Regions from separate parts of the Mus musculus genome. Here region 1 is linked to region 2. Evidence: chromatin contacts called from ENCODE POLR2A ChIA-PET data. All regions are on one chromosome and are shown on one strand. Each heading gives the region's core, a stretch centred on a gene start or an enhancer-like site at or near the end of the contact. The rest is flanking DNA. Distances are from core to core; before and after follow the strand shown. Region 1 holds the start of Ncoa3 (nuclear receptor coactivator 3). Region 2 holds the start of Zmynd8 (zinc finger, MYND-type containing 8).

What was found. ChIA-PET counts read pairs that join two places held with the same protein, here RNA polymerase II (POLR2A).
Region 1: POLR2A ChIA-PET joins it to region 2 with 44 read pairs in Patski. The contact joins the promoter of Ncoa3 here to the promoter of Zmynd8 in region 2. POLR2A ChIA-PET finds 5 or more read pairs at or near these places in 4 of 5 experiments (Patski and embryonic stem cell).

The regions. Positions count from the first base shown.
Region 1 is chr2:165,989,863-165,996,458 of GRCm38, reverse strand. It overlaps Ncoa3 (nuclear receptor coactivator 3), which reads right to left and starts at 3,822. Exons shown (of 23, transcript NM_008679.3): 1 at 3,701-3,822. LOC115489489 reads left to right here and starts at 2,678. Exons shown (of 2, transcript XM_030252296.1): 1 at 2,678-4,119. The coding sequence starts at 2,765. The coding sequence ends at 3,856.
Region 2 is chr2:165,883,279-165,889,099 of GRCm38, reverse strand. It overlaps Zmynd8 (zinc finger, MYND-type containing 8), which reads left to right and starts at 4,262. Exons shown (of 23, transcript NM_001363020.1): 1 at 4,262-4,492. The coding sequence starts at 4,479. 1810021M19Rik (a long non-coding RNA gene) reads right to left here and starts at 3,371. Exons shown (of 3, transcript XR_866948.2): 1 at 1,743-3,371; 2 at 626-832.

The sequences.
Region 1 (6,596 bases), core at 2,573-5,072, 110 kb before region 2:
TTATTTCCTAATGTATGTGTGCCTACATGAGTTCTATGTCCTCCACATATACGCAAGAGACTGTGGAAGCCAGAAGAGAGCATGAACTGAGACAGCCAGAACTGAAGTTACAGATGGGTGAGCAGCCTCGTGGGTGCTGGCAAGGGAACCAAAGTCCTCCTGAAAACCAGTAAGGTCTCGTAACCACTCAGTAACTGTAATGAACTGTTAGTATTTTTTAAATATTACTTATTTTTATTTTATGTATATGACTGTTCACTATATGTATGTATGTGCAGCGTGTACAGAAGCCTGGGGAAGACATAAGGGCACTGGATGCCACAGAGCTTATTAAGTTTGAATAGGTTGTGACCATGTGGGGACTAAGAACCAAACCTGGGTCCTATGAGAAGCTGCATGGGCTCTTACCCCCGGGGCCATCTCTCCAACTCCTCTGGAGTAATTTTTAAAATCATTCTAGCAAAACAAAGTGGAACAAGCCTTCATTCTCACTTGAGAAACTGAAACAGGAGGCTGAGTTCAATTGAGGCCAACCTAGCTGCTAAACTAATTAACTTCATGATTCAGAGGCTTACAAAAGGTAATAAATAATCCTGAGGTGTCATAAGTCTCTAATCCCAGCATCTGAAGGGCGAGGCAGGAAGATCACGAGTTCAAGACCAACCAGAAATATAAGCTCCGGGTTCCACACGGGCCTGAGCATCTCAAAACACCAAAGACGGGATGGAGAGATGCCGGGTTCCACACGGGCCTGAGCATCTCAAAACACCAAAGACGGGATGGAGAGATGGTGGCGTAGTGGTTTAAAGCACTTGCTACACTTTCAGAGGACCAGGGTTCGAATATCAGCATGTACATGGCAGCTCACTATTTGTAACTGAATTCCAAGGAATCTAACATTCTCTCCTGGCCTCCACAGACACAAGGCACAGGCAAGATGCGGTGTACCAACCAACATACACACAGGCAAAACACACATACATGTAAATTTGGGGAACTGGCTATATAGTTCAGTGGTTAGGAGCACTGGCTGTGCCTACAGAGCACCTCGGTTTGATTCCCAACACCCTCATGATGGCTTTTGTTTGTTTTGCTTTTATTTTTTTTGAAACAGGGTTTCTCTGTATAGCACTGGCTATCATTCTGTAGACCAGGCCGGCTTCAGAGATACATCTATTTCTGCCACCAGAATCCTGAGATTAAAGGCATACAACATTATGTATGCCCTACTCACAAAGCATCCTTAAATTCAGTTCCAGGGATCTGACAGAAGGGATTCTCTTCTGACCTTTTAAGCAATAAGGATGCACATGATGCTCAGACATACATATAGACAAAATACTCACACACATAAAAATAAAATAATCTTTAAAAAAGACAATCTTGATTATATGCTGAAGTTTGTGTTTTGAAGTCCTCTTTAAAGGGTGTTTTCTGATGAAAATGTCCTCCGTAACTGCTTACAATTAGAGCTGCCCCTTTTGCCTACAATCCCCAGCTATAAAATGTACTTCCTTCTATATGCTGAAAGCTAGCATGTGCCTTTTTGTTTTTTAATGCTGATTGGACAATTAAGTCTTTTCTATCAACATATAAAATACTCTATAATTTGGGATCACAGGCAGTTTAGATTACTGCTCATTTAAATTCAGAACCTGAAGCTACCTCCAGCAACACAGGAGCTACAGTGGTCGGTATCACTTTACATGTTACAAACAGAGGCTTCATCTTACAATGAAGCCTCAGGGTTCTACATCCCACAGACTATTATTTCTTTAAGGGTTTTAATACAGCAAACAGCAGTAGCACTAAATTCAACAGCCTAACAACTATTGAGATTTTTTAAATTCATGTCAATCAGTGCACTAGGTGGATGCCTGATGTCCACAGAGGCCAGAAGAGGGCGACCGATCCCCTGGAACTGGAGCCATAGATGGTTGCTGGATGCTGCGGGTCAATACCAGGTCCTCTAGTAGAGCAGTAACCAATGTTCTTAAAGCTCTGAGCCATCTCTCCAGCTCCTGCAAGTTTAAAATAGCAAAAAAAGAAAACACTACCCCTCCCCAGCCCCCGTTCCTGCTCTCAGTATATACCAGCTGGGGTTTGTTTCTAATGAAAATACTTTAGTCTTTAGTTCCAAAGCCAAACTTACTGCAAGAAATGCTAACAGTCATTGCCACAGACAGGGTTTCTAGTGGAAGAGATTCCTTTTTCAGTATTTTCAGACCTTTTCAGTTGGGTATCCGATGTGGAAAAAACCTATTCTGAATACTTGATAACCATTTAAGGTTTTAAAAGAACAAACGGCTCACAAACTCAGAGGTTTGCACTGCCCTGTTAGTCCACAGCCGTATCTGCTGAAGATCTGAATGCATGCACCCTTAGCTCCAGCAACTCATTTCTGCAACAACCTGCAGGAACAAATGCTGAGGCTTTGGCGCAGCAGAGATCTGTCAACCAAGCCGAGGGTCCCCGACATTTAAATCTCAGTCCAGAAACCCTGATACAGGACCTCTCATCTTATTCGTCCACCTAGCCCTTCAGCAGACAGGGGACTGACTCGCCTTCCTGGTTTTTAACCTCACAAGCTTAATTACAAAAACAAGTTGGCTTTGAAGCGCTACTCAGAAACTGCAACCAAAAAAAAAAAAAAAGGAAGTCTTCGCATTTGGGAGGGGGAAAAAGTTTCTCGACTTAAAGACACTTTCCAACCTTCCAGTGTCATACAGTGTGGAGTCCTAGGCTCCTGCTCCGCGGGCCTACGATGCTCTGGCCTCTCCGAGCTGCTCTCCTGCTTAACTTTTCCACCCTAGCCACCCTCAAGCTGCCTAGGGAAGTAGCACTGCCTCCCACTTCATTTAAACTACTGCAAACAGAATCAATGAACGAACCTAGACTGGGAATTTCAGAAGATGAAAGCGACCTCGATGATAGCCGACACAAGACGGCAGAGCCCCTATCCACGCCGCACAGAGAGGGAGAGACCCCACACTCATCCCATACAGACGGCCGACCCTGCATCCACGCTACACACACCTCGGACTCCTCATCCGCCAAGCATCCACCCTGGAGACATCGCGGACCCCGCATCCACCCGGTCCTCGCCCCGCACAGACCGCAGACCTTGCACTCACCCCTCGCACCTCCACTCACCCGGCACACACCAGCACACACCTCGCACACCGCACTCAGCTCCCTCGCCCAGCATCCACCCTGCAGACCCCCACACGCAGCCTGCATCCACCCCACACACCTGGCGGACTCCGGGGCCACCCAACACACCTGGCACAACCCGCAGACCCCCACATCCATGCCACACACCCCGCACACGCCACAGACCCCACTCTCACCCCGCACACACCCCGCGGGCACCGCACACTCCGTGTCCGCCGCGCCCGCTCGCAGCGGAGCCGCAGCTTCGGCCGGAGGAGCCGCCCGTGTCCGCTCCGCCGGGCGGCGCCGGCGGGAAGAGGAGACTCGGCTGAGCTTCTCCGACCCGAGATTCGGCGGGGGGAGCCCCAGCGGCAAGCAGAGGCCGCGGCCGCGAACTCCTCGCGACCCTGCACGGGCCCCGGAGCCCAGCGCCGCCCGCGCGATCCCTGTCGCCTGCGCCGCGCGTTACTGGCGACCCCAGGACCCCCGCCTCAGGCCATGCCGCCGGCCTCGCCCGCCGCTCGCCACTGCCTTTCTCTCCACTCACCGCTCGCCGCCATCTTCCCCAACGCTGTTCTCGATCGGAAACTCACAGCTCAGCCCCGGCCGCCGACACCGACTCCGCCGAGGCCGCCGCCGGCGCTCTGAGGAGCTGAGGCAGCCGCCGCTGAAGCCGCGGCGCGGGGGCCGCCGGGATTTGTAGTCCCGCGGCCACGCCCAGCACTACGGGTCCCAGGGGGCCGTGCGCGAGGCAGGGGGCGTGGCCGCGAGGCCTGGGTTCCCCTCAGCTCACCCAGCCGCTGGAGGTGAAGAGGACGTTCTGGGTTCGTTTTCCCGTTTGCCTGTCTCCATCCTGGAATTCCTGACTTCAATGGAGTGTTCATTGTGCGCCAAGCACCGTCCCACAAGACCAGTAGCTGAGGGGGCGTTGTCCTTACTTTTCAGAGGAGCAAACTGAGGCCCGAGGTCAGGAGCCCTGCTAAGTCACTGACTTGAAAAGGTTTCGGGCCTTGCGGTGATGGCACACGCCTTTAATCCCAGCACTCAGGAGGCAGAGGCAGGCGGATTTCTGAGTTCGAGGCCAGCCTGATCTACAAAGTGAGTTCCAGGACAGCCAGGGCTATACAGAAACCCTGTCTCGAAGGAAAAAAAAAGGTTTTGGCTCACAAGGTGTTGGTCCTCAGGTTTGGTCTCTGCGTATTGTGATTTAAACCAGAGAACAGCTTGCTTTACAGTGGGAATTACTGAGAGACAGCACCTTAACCAAGAACATCTTAAACTCGGTGCCACCAAAGGTGACTCAAACTGTCACGCCATGTCCCCGATAGGATGCAGTGCAGAAAGCAGAAAACTACCAAGTTAAGTGACCTGAATCTAACGGAATAGGAAAATAAATAAATAAATAATTTTTTAAAAAATTAAAGCGCAGAATGTGCAGCATTCTACAGAACCAGCCTCTCCTCCAAGAAAACCGATGGTAGCAAGTGAAGGCAATCCCAGTGACCCCATGGCTCCGGGGCAGAAACAGAAGAAACAAAAACTCAAAGTCCTCCTTCAAAGCAGGGATTTAAAGCCAAGTTGGGGATGGGGGTGAGGGGAGTCTGACCAAAATAAATAAGGCCAAAGTTAAATTCAATAAATGTAGGCCAGGCTAGACTCCAGTTTAGAAACCTGGCTGCCTCTGCCTCCCTAGTGCTGGATTAAAGGCATGCACTAGCAACCCCGGTTTATGGATAGTTCTTAGGTAAAAAGAACTTGTAAAGGAATTTGGAGTTAATGGGAAAAAATAGAGGACGTCTTGGGACACAACTGTATAAAATGTCTTCAGTGTGAATAAGACTAACCCTATCCTGAGGTTCTGCTGTCACCTCAAGGATTTCCCACCTGCACTACTTTACTGTTCTGCAAGTGTCCACTGTTTACCCTTGGAGTTATTCCCACAGCAGCCAAGTCCCAAACCTGGTGTGGTGGTGCACACCCTTAATCCCTGTACTCAGAAGGCAGAGGCAAGTGGATCTCTGAGTTCCAGGCCATCCAGGGCTACATAGAGAAATCTAATCTTAAAACTAAAAATAGTAATAATAATTCTAAATGTAACAAAAGTACATTAAAATAAATAATTACTGATTCAAGCACAGTACTGTACTAAAATTTTATCCATATTCAGACATATACATAATCTTTATATATGTATATGTTGAGAGCATAACAGATATGAACAGTAAAAAAATAATTCAATTGTTTCAGTAAAAGATCCAAAAAGAAGGCAGACATGCCGCTGCTTTGGGTGGGGTAAGCAGGTGACCCTGCAACAGCATCTGGCCGGTGCTAGAGCCAAAATTTAAAGTAGCTGATTGACTTGCTCAGGTAGATAATCAGCGAAGATGCTGCCTTCATCCTTCATCCTTCCCTGTTTGCCCAGACCACTCCTCCATGAAGGGATTGACTTGTGTCCCTTCTTCGAATTAGGCTTGGTTCTAAGACTGTTGCCCCAAGGAAACACAAGTCACAGGCCTAGAGCTTGAGAATGCTGCCAGCTCCTACTTCCTCCTTCCTGGCCCCAACTCTAGCTCTATGAGAATCCAGAGGGAAAGGAAGCACCAGTTGACAGAGGCTGAGGTCCCAGGCAAGACCCAACAGCAGCTGCCAGCCCTGCACACAGCCTTCTTGTACGTCCCTGTCCTTTGAGGGCCCCAGTGCTTACATCACCAACAAGATTAGCACCAGAGCTAGGCCTGGTAGGACACACCTGTAATCCTTCCATTTAGGAGGTAAAAGGACAAAGGTTATCCTCCACTATGTCTGAAATCCCAGGCCAGCCTACACATGGTATCCTGCAATCCCAGGACTCAGGAGGCTGAGGCAACAGGATTGTCAAGAGGACGGGGCCAGGCATGCAGGGCCACCCAATAAGAGCCTACTGGAAGGAAGAAAGATGGAGGGAGAAAGGGAGGAAGAGAGAAAAACTAGTTCAAATTCCAAAAAGGAATGTATTCTACTGGCCACATTCCATGTTGTAGATGTAAAGAACAGACCACCAGGGTGACTTTTAAAAACCTAAGGAATACAACTTGTCGATCACTTGACTGAGATGAAATATAAAACCATCACAGAAGGCCAGCACATGGGTCAGCAGATATAGTCCCTTGCCATCAGGCCTGAAGAGTGAGGTCTCAGAACAGAAGGAGAGAACCAAATCCCCCGAAAGCTATCTTCCATCCTGTACCATGTCATGCCCCACCCTCCTCCAGAAAATAAAGGTGATCATAATTCTATAAGCTGGTGGGCTTCCCTACAATTTACTCTCAAATGTCTCAAAGGGAAAAAAAAGTGCTGGATGGTGGCAAGGGCATGTGGGGGCAAATGTGGCATTGTGAATAGATTTTCTTTTAGAACACTATGTGGGCTAATTGGTTTTGAGGGTTTTTGTTTTTGGGTTTTGT
Region 2 (5,821 bases), core at 3,013-5,512:
TATTCTCCCTCTTGCCACTGATCTAATTCTGCCAACCCTTTCTAGAAGGAAGTAAAACCATGCTCTCTCTCTCTCTCTCTCTCACACACACACACACACACACACACACACACACACACACACACATGCACACACTCCTCCCAAGGCAGACATCTTGTCTTAAGGAGGAGGCACAAGTTTTGTCTGCCTCTGGCTGTAACAGGATGCTGTCAGTTTCGTCCTTAAAGGTGGGCCCTGCTGTCACTGTCCCCTAGGTTGGCTCTGGTTCCAGTTAGCCAAACAGAAACGACACAAAACCAGGATATTTTAAACCCCATCCCTGCCTCAGTTCCCCCTCATTTCAACGCAGACAAGAAGCCCGCTGCTTGCCTGCTTGCCCGAGGCAGATAAGTCCAGAGTGCCTGCTTCCTAGTTGCTGCCTAAGCTATCTGGGGATGCAGCTTGCAGAGGCCGCTCCTGCTGCTGCTGCTGCCGCCGCCTGGCTGCCTGCCAGAGGCTTTGAGAACCATCTCAGGGAGGCCTGGCCTCTGCTAAGTGAGGCGCAGGGGAGGCAAGCTGGACCAGTCTCTCCTCTCCTCCGAGGCTGTCTTGACCCAGCGAGGCTCCCGGAACACCAGGTTCTGACCTTGTGAGAGCCACAGAACTGAGCTCCGTGCATAAGCTGCTGCTTATGGCTTTATTCTGAGACACGGTCTCGCTGCATCGGCCAGGCTGGCCTTGATCTCGCCCTCCAAGAAGCTTAAAGCCAGCCTTGGACTTTCCAGCCTCCTAAGACAGTCCCTCACTCCATCGTCCACCCAGTAGCTGGGATTGCAGGCCTGCACCACCATGCCTAGCAAAAGAGACAAGTTTTAATGTAATTTCATTAGCTCATTATTTATTAATATCACTGAGGAGCCTGCTTGTTTAGGCCTGTGTCGCTTTTCTGTGCAAAGCATTCTGGTTAGGTTTCTTTTTTTCTGTCGTTCCCATTGCCTCGGACTCCCAACCTCAGTACAGTGTACATTCTGGGTCTCAAAATTCCTGGCAGTGCTGGCGGGGGTGGGGTACGTGGGGGTGGGTACTCCTGCAGTGTTTTTATTGTATCTTTGGTTTCTATTCTCTGGGTGTCAGCAGCCAGTTCTTCTCTGTCTGTGACAGCCCAGAAGTCTCCATTTGTCACTTCCATTGGGGGGACGACGGGGACAGATTTTAAGAATTATAAAAAGCATCATTTGAGGTGGCAATCTAACAGGAGGCTTGGACAGGACAGGGGGCTTCCCCGGCTTCTCGTCTGTGATGGGAGGTTGCATCAGTTGAATCCGATGTCTCTCAGCTCTGTGCCTCAAAGCAAAGCCCACCTAAGGGTGGATTGCTAAGAGGAAGATAAGGCTCAACATTGCTCCTGGGAAAAATGGGCCTCAGCCTGGCCTCACTCCCGTGGCTTTCTCCAGAGGCTCAGCGATCCAGGGTTACTACTAGTGTACATGTCAGATCACAGGCATCTGCTAGCTGTGTGACCTTGAGTGGTGCACAGTGTCACTTCTCTGGGCCCTGTTCAAGGTGTAAGCAATCCCTGCCCCGATGAACTTAGCCTCTGAGCAACCCAGATGCGGCCCCTGAGCCCAGGCTTGGAGAAGTAGCCTTGCTTCTCGCCTGTCAGCCACATTCCATTAGGCACTGGATCAGCCTTGGTTGGTAGGCGGACCTCCCGGCTTCCTCCTCCATCGGTGTTCTTCCCAGAATCCCGTCTGCAGCCTTACCTTTGTCTCTTGTCTCCAGCCCAGTTACATTTCCCAGATAACCTCAGACAAGCCTGAATGGCAGCAGCATTCCTCAAACAAAGCTGCCCCAATAGGTCACCAGCATATGCCGGCAGCTTCCTGCTCTTTGCCCTAGAAAACAGTTCAAGTGATCAGAGCCTGGGAGAGAGGGAGGGAGGGAGGGAAAAGGGAGAGGGAGAGCACGGGAGTACGTGTGTGTGTGTGTGTGTGTGTGTGTGTGTGTGTGTGTGTGTGTGTGCGCGCGCGCGCGCGCGCGCTCCCGCTTACACAACAAGCTTTAATCCATGCGCTCCCCTGCTGTGTATGTATTCTCTTTTCCAATTGGGAAGTTAGGTGTCCCCAAGACCTATCAGCAACTCCGTGTGTTGTCGCCTCCCCTCACCCCCCAAGCCATACTTCATATGGCTGATAGTAGAGTCCGAAGCCACATGAAGGGGAGGGTGCCCGGATCAGGCCTCAGGTTCCCTGTTTGGTCCCAGTAAGGTTTCCCTCCCCAGTAAGAGCCGACCCTTCCCTTTGGGTGAAGCCAGGCCTGTTGTCCTGAGTGCCTTTGTCAGGCCTAGTGGCTCTGGAGTTGTCCCCTGCTGCTATCGACCTCAGCTGGTTCAAACAAAATCCTGTCTCCTTTCCAAAGCCAGGGTTTTGTCCTGCAGTACTGTGTGTTTAGATTCCTGGCTGGGTCTGGAGCCTGAGAGCAGATTCCCCAGCCAGGGAGAGTGCACACTGGCCTGCTGGGCATCTGTTGTCCTTGGGGGGCAGGGAGAGCAAGCCATCAGCTCAGCCCTTCAATTCCTTTGAGGAAACGCCTGGGGAGGCAGGAATGAGTCCTAGTTTCAGTAGCTGAGGGGGACTTTATTGCTTTCTGGGTCCACCTCCTGGTGTCTGGCTGCATCAACTGCCGGCCCCTGAAGAAAGGTGTTTATTTAGCGTCTTTTTTTTTTTTTTAAGAATCTTGTTAATTAAGGATGTTGTTGTTTTTAAAAAAATAGCTAAGAATAGGAGAGAGCCTTGGACAGTTTTTGATTCTCCTCTGTGCCTTTTCTACAAATGACAGTTTTTAGGAAAGAATCAGGCACTGGTCTCCCACCCAGCACCATCGGGGAGAATTCTAAGCAGGTCTGAGGAACTAGTTAATATTTTACTGGGGAGCAGAGCCAGAGATGGGGGGAGTAGGGGGACTGCCAATGTGAGGCTGTGTGTGTGAAATTGCCCTTCCATCTGCCTTAGGGGACGAAAAGAAGCAGTTCTCTGTGGAAATAAATTGAAGCAAGAAGCCTTACGAAGCCCAGGGGATTTGTCTGCCCACCAAACAGGGCCCAGTTTCCCCCCAGAACACACATACAGGGGCGATTGTGGCAGAAAGGGCCAACCTGTGGGTGTGTAGGCCTGACTATAATGGACGGGCTTGTTTCCTGGCCCGGTTTGACATCTTTCTCTGTCCCTCTGGATTTAAATGGCTTCTCTGACTGAGAGGCACTGCCTGTATGCCCTGGATTCACAAGGTCCACGCCTCCTTGGGAAGCAGAAGCGAGACAGCAGCTAGCTAGCTCCCTCTCTCTCTCTCTCTGCATCTGCCCGGAGAGCTGCAGCTGGTATTTTTCCACAGGCCCTTTTCTACAATCTCAGGGCCTAGTTTTTCCCAGCGAGGCCCAGAGTCCCAGAGAGGGTTAACAGGCAGGAAGCTGAAGGCATCACAGACTAAGACGGAAGTCAGATTTTTGTTTAACTGACAGGTTTAGCAGGCCTCATCGGTGGGGGGAGGGAGCAGAGGGAGGGAAGACTTAAATGGAGGCATGTGGCCTGCTAGCAACGCATTTGGCTTTTCTTAGGGTAAGCCTGGAGAGGGTATCTCCCTTGCCATCCTGACAGAGCCCTTTTTGGTTTGTCTTTGAGGATCGGCTGAGGGGTGGCGGTGAGAGGTTAGAGGTCTCCCAGTTTTGCAAATGGCTCTGTGGGCCTGCCTTTTTTCCAAGAGCCACTTTGACCATGACTAGGCAAACTTGATCGCTCCACCTCACAGCAAGCTGCACCTCTCAGCTCCCTGGAACCTGGGTGCCCCTTGCTGATTTGTTGGGGCTCCCTCGGGCTGCCTGTCTCACTCCCCGCGCGCGCCCCCCCCCCCCGCCCCCCTCAGAGGCCTGCGTCTGGCCTTGTCCCTATTGCTTCTGCCTCCCTGGGGCTCTCTCCACCCCTAAGCTCGACTTTGTCCTTTGAGACCCACTCAAGCTGGCTTGTTCTATAAAACGGCCTGCTCGCCTTCTTAGAGAAGGACTTGTGTGTGGGGGCAGGCGTGGATGGGTCAGCCAGCCCACCCCAAAAGGGCCCTTCCCAGTGGCGCGCTGGCTTCAGGCTTTGCTGGAGCAGGTCAGGCTGGCTGCACGGGTTTGCCTGGCCTGGGGGATCGAGCCAGGGGGTGGGAGAAGTGCTTGTGGAGGCCCCTGTCCCAAGTTTTCCCTCCTGCAGAAGGCCTAGCTTAGCCTGTCTTTTTCTATGCACAGGATGGCTCTTGCTCACCCGAGCCTCACAAAGATAATCGCTCAGGAAGTGTTTCAGCCAATCGGCGGCGGCTTTACACTCCGATTGGCCGGGGCAGCCAATCGGGGATGAGCTTTTATTAGGCGGCCAGATCATCAGCCGAAGTGCCAAACCCTTTTTCTGTGAGAACTAGGAGCCTGTCCTCCATGTTTTATAAGTATTGACATTACACAGTTAACAATGCATCCACAGAGGTAAGCTCGGCTTTTTAACCATCTTTTCCCCCCTCCCTCCGAGTCATCGAGTCGTGGACTAGCAGTGTGATTTCTCTGTAGCCTGGCTCTGCCACACTTCCCCCCCCAGAGCACTTAGGGTAACTTGGGACTGTTTAGAGAGATTTTTTTTTTCCTTTTTGGGTCACATGGCTAAGTAGCCATTAGCCATAGCTTGATTTTACAGACTGGTGAGGGCTTGGAATACCTTTATTTTGACCAGGACAAAGAATTTCTGGACTAGTTTGAAGCTAGATCCTGGTATGCCAAAAGAGAAGCTATTATCCCCCCTTCTTTTATTTTATTTTTCCCTCCCTTCCTCTCCCCCCTCTCCCTCTCTCTCTGAACAGTCCTCCCCCTGCACTGTCGGCCGCTGTGTGTCACATGCCTGCTGGGGGAAGAAAATGGAAGGTAAGCCAGAAGCCAGAAGGTCTTCTCCCAGCACAGTTCAGGACTGCCTGTGGCAGAGAGCAGAGCAAGCCAGCTTGCTTCTCCAGAGCGGTTCTGGGAAAGGCTGGGCTAAGTTCTGACAAGAGAGGATGCGTGTTTGCACCAGAAGTCAGGCCTGAACAAGAACAGTACTCAGGGACCCAGGCTGGTTCCTGGGCCTAGGTGGGTGGTGGCGTGTGGACTGTCATCTCTTCCTCTCCAGAGCTTCGCACTCGCAGCAACATTGTTCAGGGTTTTTTTTTCCTCCCCCCGACTTAGCTTGGTACAGAATGTTCTTCAAGTCAGCCTACAGCCAGCAAATGGTTCTGAAAGTGTTTCCTAGCCTCTGAGGGAGTTTTTGGAGTAGGCTTGGTGCCTGGGGGGTTGGGGGTGGGTGGGGTGGGAGTGGGGATGGGGAGAGATTTTGAATAACATCCTGAAGGGGGGAAAAAAAGAGATCTGTGAAGACTCTGACTCCTTTAGTTTTATACTTCTTGCATGATTTTTCCATGGGCTAATGTCTCTTTTATCCTTGTCTCCCTCCCCCCTTTTCAAACATTCTATCATCTTCTGTCTTCTGTGATACAGTGCAGGGGACATGGCTCATACATACCTGAGGCTCATGACAGCATCCCATATCCAGTTGCTGGGTTGTGTTGTTGTGGTTGTTGTAGTGGTGGTGGTGGTGGTGGTGGTGTGTGTTTTTAATAATACCATGTAACTGTTTACCAAAAAAAAAAAAAAATTTCCTTTTTGATCAAGTCCCAAATCTGCCAGCCTGTCCTCTCCTCCTAACTGGGGAAAAGTGAGACGGTTGCTTGAACGTGTGTTGGGTAAGTAAACCTGCCTCCTCTGCGAACGTGGATCAAGAGTTTGGTGAAC